2 separate regions of the Homo sapiens genome follow, and region 2 is linked to region 1. Evidence: chromatin contacts called from ENCODE POLR2A ChIA-PET data. All regions are on one chromosome and are shown on one strand. Each heading gives the region's core, a stretch centred on a gene start or an enhancer-like site at or near the end of the contact. The rest is flanking DNA. Distances are from core to core; before and after follow the strand shown. Region 1 has its middle 20 kb from the start of SLC35G3. Region 2 holds the start of RAD51D (RAD51 paralog D).

The links. ChIA-PET counts read pairs that join two places held with the same protein, here RNA polymerase II (POLR2A).
Region 2: POLR2A ChIA-PET joins it to region 1 with 12 read pairs in activated CD4-positive, alpha-beta memory T cell. The contact joins the promoter of RAD51D here to the enhancer-like site in region 1. POLR2A ChIA-PET finds 5 or more read pairs at or near these places in 4 of 52 experiments (GM12878, activated CD4-positive, alpha-beta memory T cell, activated naive CD4-positive, alpha-beta T cell and 1 more).

The regions. Positions count from the first base shown.
Region 1 is chr17:35,213,392-35,216,366 of GRCh38, forward strand. No RefSeq gene overlaps it. Among named protein-coding and RNA genes, the nearest start is that of SLC35G3, 20 kb to the left of the region's middle. Within about 2 kb of position 1,385, at least 3 of the 41 ENCODE cell types and tissues checked have a DNase peak (open chromatin) inside an H3K27ac peak, as active enhancers do.
Region 2 is chr17:35,118,610-35,121,721 of GRCh38, forward strand. It overlaps RAD51D (RAD51 paralog D), which reads right to left and starts at 1,251. Exons shown (of 10, transcript NM_002878.4): 1 at 923-1,251; 2 at 502-563; 3 at 1-10. The coding sequence starts at 1,004. RAD51L3-RFFL (RAD51L3-RFFL readthrough) reads right to left here and starts at 2,913. Exons shown (of 7, transcript NR_037714.1): 1 at 2,682-2,913. It overlaps FNDC8 (fibronectin type III domain containing 8), which reads left to right and starts at 3,006. Exons shown (of 4, transcript NM_017559.4): 1 at 3,006-3,112. The coding sequence starts at 3,085. RefSeq lists a silencer at 1,114-1,313 and an enhancer at 1,524-1,583.

The sequences.
Region 1 (2,975 bases), core at 135-2,634:
GGTGAAAATTCCTGCTGCCAGGCCAGAGGGGATGGTCAGCTCCAAGACAAGGAAGCAGTGTCCAGGTAAGAAATCTTCATTTCAATGGATCACAAACTCCTAAACTCTTAACAATTGAACAGAAGCATAGGTTTTATAATCTCTGTGCATGTGGGAAAACAGGAAAGAGCTCTTCCTCTCTCTTCTGGCTCGACAAAATAAATTCTTACGCGTATATCCCTTCCAGGAAAAAGCATTCATTTCAATGTCATCAGAACAGCACAACTTAGAGTTAAACAAGCCTTCAGGATGACAGACTTGGTAGCAGTTAGTGATTACTTTCATAGGACACAATAATATTCTCTGAAGTCTAGATGTTTTATACAGTTTTCCTTTGCTAGACATAACATTTGGAAAGACAATTTCAAGAAGCGAAATCATACCTACTTTTCTGCAGCTATAAAGGGTCGGAGAGACATTATCTACTTATCTTGCTGAGTTGGTTGTTTTCCCCACCAGATATGTAATTTTCAGAGCTAAGCACTGAAGTTTCACTAGTTATTTTGGAGAGAGCAAGTGCCAGACCCCAGAGTTCAAAACTTAGAAGATGCAAAGAAAAGGTCAGGATAGGATTATTATTATGTGGACTATAGATCTTGTGTTTCAGATCCACAGGAGTGGCATGAATATGGGTCTATGAAATGCTGATTCTATCAGATAATCTGCGGGGGGTTTTTCCTCCAATTATATGGGGGAAAAAAGCTGTGTAAGAAGAGATACATTGTCCACTACTTTCCAGATAGTTCTCAGATTTTTATAAGTTTTAAAAATCAAGTGGTACATGCACATAATATTGGAAGTGAAATAGTTTGACAGGGCTTAGTATAACACCAGCAGTCTCCTGCTCCTGCCCCCATCTTGTTCCTAGGGGCCATCACTTTGATGTTTCTTTTGGTACTTAGCTCTAAATGGTGCCATTTTGAGGTTTAACTAGATATTATCTATTTCCGGAAGATTTAGCTCAATTATACTCCCTCCCTATTTTGCTCTCCCCACATCCTGCCAAGATGATTTTATCACTGTTTTCGGTTAGAACAATATTCGATGTTCACCTTGTTATGAGCCTCTCTAGTCACAGTTGTGCTAGGTGATGTACTATGGGTGCATTTCATTTCTCATACAACTTTCTGCTTTCCTCAGGATTCATATCATCTTACTTTTTCTTTGTTTCATAACTTTTTTTTTTTGGTTAATCAAGTACATGAAGTCTACCATCAACTTTGTATCCTCAGGAGAAGGTCCCCCGAGCCTTCTGCCCTTGGATCCTGACTGGGGGCTCTCTGGGCCCACCCTCAGCTGTCATCCTGGACTCCCTGTCACATGTATCCAGAGGGCTCTTTTCCCAGGGTGGATCCTTGTTTCCTTGATGGAGCTGCTTGCAGGATATAGCATGGGAACAGGGTCAGGGCAGGGCTTGGGGGTGCCAAAGCCTCCCTGATTCACAGAAAAGTTGCATAGGGTACAGGGTTTTATAACTGTTTTGATGATTGGTACGGATTTCCTCTTTTCACAGACTAGATATTAGTCAGGGCTGCTTGTCACTCACAGATGTTTTTCTGATTTCAAAGATGATGTGTCCTTTGCCAATCCTGCGATTAACACAAGGGTAAGGAAACTCCAAGCCCCCTCTGCCCTTCAGTCTGGTTGTTCCAAACAAGTAGTCATTGAATTTTCTGCCCAGGGTCTACAAACCACCCAATACAGACAACCCCGTGTTCTGCTGACTGTGCCCAACATCTGTAGTGGCAGGTTTTCCCTCCTGGTGTCCTCGACCTCCACTGCATGAGGCAGCCTTAGCTCTTCTTCCCACATAATGAGGGCTGAGGTTTAGGTGTCTCATTTCTTATTTTTCATTTGGGGTATTGCAAAAAAGGGAACAGAGATGTCTTTGGTGTGACATCTTAAAAGTCTCCTATTACTACTATAATAAATGTAAAAATAAATGTAAAAAAAGATTCAGTAAAAATAAGTATAAAAAAAGTCCACTATTATTTAATTACCACTCTGCCAAAAAAAATTCTAGGGGAAAAAAAGTCCAGATGAAACATGTCACAATGCTAACAGTCTTTGGACAATAAATAAATCTATGTCCTTCCCTGCCCCTATTTCTAAAGATTTTTTTCCAGATTTCCCAAAATGTCAAGATTGACAGTGTATGTTAACCAATGGGAGAAAATAAAACAAACTTGAAAATTGTAAGGAGCTCTGAGTTTTTAAAACCTTTTCATTTTGAAGCAATTTAGACTTGTAGAAAAGTTATAAAAATAGTACAGTTCCAAACGCCTAGGCTTAAGCCATCCTCCTGCCTCAGCCTCCGAGGTAGCCGGGAATACAGGTATGTACCACTGTGTCCGGCGTCTCTGGACTTCTTTGATACCACTTTTATGTCTCACAGGTGCTTGATTTTCTTTTACTCTTACCATTCTAGCCATTCACTCAGTCTTCTTTGCAGGCTACTTTGCAATGTACATTTAATTTACCTCTTCCTTGATGGGGGCATTCCTCAGCCTTTGTTCTGAATGGGATGTTTTCAGAGTCTTCTACAGTATCTCTGGGTGATCTCTTCCATCCTGTTGCTCCAAGCTGATCGTGCCTGGATTTGTATCTCCATCGTAGGCCTGTTTCTTGAACTCTAGACTTATATTATTTAAGTCTCCATGTTCCTCGTCTACCAAATCCAGTTGATCACAGTGTACTGTTCATTTTATTTCCTAAATCTCTCCCAAATTTACCCAAGCCTCTCCTTCCCCACTGCCACTGCTCTAGTCCAGACCATCTCTCAACTGCTTGGCTGCAACGATCCTCTAATGGTCTCTCTGCCTTTAGTCTTCCCTCCCCACATCCTTCCTCTATTCTGAGTTAATAATACACCATCTAAAAGTGTAGACTGGACCATGTCTCTTTCTTACCTAAAAACTTTCATAAAGGCATAAACA
Region 2 (3,112 bases), core at 1-2,500, 95 kb before region 1:
CAACCAGGGCCTGCCAAAGGGCCCCAGACTGCTCAGCAACAAATTGCCCGTAGAAGCTGGCATCCCAGGGTGTCATTCACCCTACTTCTCAATATCTGAGAACCCTCTGCTCCCTTTGGCTTGGGATGGACTTTTGTTATTGTTGTTGTTTCAGACAGGGTCTCACTCTGTCGCCCAGATTGGAGTGCAGTAGCACGATCTCGGCTCACTGCAACCTCTGCCTCCCGGGCTCAAATGATTCTCCTTCCTCAGCCTCCCGAGTAGCTGGGATTGTAGGCGTGGGCCACCACACCCAGCTAATTTTTGTATTTTTAGTAGGGACAGGGTTTCACCATGTTGGCCTGGATGGTCTCGAACTCCTGACTTCTGACTCCAAGTGACCCACCCGCCTCGGCCTCCCAAAGTGCTGGGATTACAGGCATGAGCCACCGCGCCCAGCTGGCTTGGGATGGACTTTTTAAAAAGACACTCAGGTTTGGAATGTGGAGATCAGGAGCTCACCTTGTAAGACAAGCCACATTTCTGAGCTACCTCTTCCAGGTCTGCAGAAACCAGGTCCACCACTGAAAACAAAACACGTATAGCGGATTGGCAGAGAGGACTGGGGCCTCCCACACTTGGTTTTTCCTCATCTGTCAAATGGGGTGTCAATTCTACCCCCCGGCAGGCCGTCTCAGGAGGCCAGTGTGAAATAACAAAGCTGCAGGAGCCGGCGCGGTGCCCTGCACACAGTAGGAATCTCTACCCTGTTTTAGAGCTTGGCTCCCCACGCCCACCCTTCCTGAGCCTCTCCAGAAGCGCGGCCCTCTAGGAATGGAGGGGAAGCGCCCTGCAGGTATGCCAGGGCAGTGCGCCAGCCCTCGGGGCCTGCCCAGGTTGTGCGAGGCCCGCGCGGCTCCCTGGCACGCGCACACCCGGTCACCTGTCTTGATCCTGTGGCTCCTGAGAAGCTGGATCATCTCCTCGGTAAGGCCAGGGCACAGTCCGACCCTGAGCACGCCCATGTTCCCCGCAGGCCGGAACAGCCCCAGGGGGACTGCACGTCACGTGGGCATTCGCGGGGGGTCCTCTCCAGACGCCCCTCCCCTACCCCTTCCTAGAGAGGACACAGGCGCGCTGGCTGCCGGAGGAGAAAGGAGAGAGGAGGAGGCGGCACCAAGGGTAGGGCTGGGGGTCATCCGCCCGCCCGGGATCCGCCGGGATTCCCGCGCCCAGAGCCCGCCCGCCGGGTCGCGCCGCGCTGCCGCTTCCGGGTTCCAGGCTGGCGCGCGGCGAGGACCTGGCCTGCAGCGCCATCTGCGGGCCGCACGGGGCAGAGCCGCTGCGCCCCTCTCCACCGCCTGCACAGGTTCCCGAGTCCCACGACCCCCTCCGCGCTCAACACGCCACCCGCGGCCACATTCGGCCTCTACCTTCTGCCGCAACACACACACCGACCTTCTAAAGAGCCTTCTGTGCGCCAGCTTCCGTTCCAAACGGAACGGATCTCCGCTGGAGACAAAATGCGACACAAGACGACCCGCCCTTACCCCCAGGGAGCTTACTGTGAGCAAGGGAAAGACAGACAATGAAAAGGAATCGCAGAAATCACATCATTACAGATTATACGACAGGTGTCAAGAAGCAGCAAAGCATCCAGAGGGCACCTGCGTCTATTTTTCAAAAGTTTGTTTTGTTTTGGTTGAGACAGGGTCTCGATCGGCCGCCCAGGCTGGAGTGCCCTGGTGAGATCTCAGCTTTGCAGCCTCGACCTCCTGGGTTCAAGCGATCCTCCTGCCTCAGCCTCCTGAGTAGCTGGGACTACAGTCACGTGCCACCTTGCCCAGCTAATTTTTGTATTTTTTGTAGAGGTTTCGCCTCTACAAAATGGGGTTACACCATGTTGCCCACACAGGTCTCGAACTACTGGGCTCAAACAATCCTCCTGCCTTGGTCTCCCGAAGTGCGGGGATTACAGGTGTGAGCCACCGTGCCCGGCCTCTATTTTTTATTTTATTTTTTATTTTTTTTAAGGGCAAGAAACCTTGGTTATATAGAACACACACAAAAAGATATGATTTGGTATTTTTAAATGTCCTTTGCTTTGCCTCATCCATAGGAAGAAATAAAACTTTACATGGTTATCTCATCACAAATCTGTGAGGGAGGCGCTATTTTTTATCCCTGTTTCACCAATGAAGAAACTGAGGTTCAGTGAGGTTAAATCACTTGCCAAAGGTCACCCAGCTAGGCGGCACAGGGCTGGACTTCACATCCACATCTGACTCTGCAAAGCCAGTGCTTTCTAACAGCCCCCCTCCCCACCCCTGAAGCTGTGTACATGTTTTCCTACTGTAAGGTGGTTTCTCTGAGAGCAGAGATCATGTGTGGCCCATCTCTGTATCCCACTGCAACTGCCACCATTGTCACTCCACACAGGAAAGTACTTGGGAGTGTGGGTGTGGCACATTTAGAATTCTAGCAGTGAAGTCTGATCATATGTGAGCCATGAACCCCTATGAACCATGTGGGCTTTCCCTTTCACTAACCGACTGGGCACAGTGGAGTCTGCAGCCTATGGTTTCAGGATAGAGAGCCTTAGCTTCTACGGACAAAGTTTCCCTCCCCAGCAGACACTTTCCAATACTGCCTATCTCTCAGGGCCACACCACCATCCTCTACATCCCACGCCCATCTCTCACCATCCTTATTCTCCTTCCCAGGGCAGTGCGGAAGGACACAGGTGTCAGGCATTTTGAGATCTTCAGAGAAGGGCAGGGCTGCCATCACCATGGAGTATTAGAGCTGGAAGGGGCCCAAGGGCTCATGCAGTCTGTTCCTTGGTTTTACCCCTCTCATGATGCTGCTTCACAGTCACACTGGCCCTTGGTCTGGCCAGCCACATAGCTAGCCTGGCAGCAGTAGCCTCAAATCAAGGGGGGAGGCTGGCCTGTAATTGTTACACTCTGTGATGATTATGAAGTCAGCTCATTGCACCTGCAGACTGTCCAAACTAAAGGTGGGCCACTGCCCCCACAGTTTCTCTCTGCTTCTGGTCAGCTGGGTTGTCCTGCATGGTGACGGGTGTCATCCCGAACAAATCAGATGGCATCAGAGGCACTCCATCAAGTGG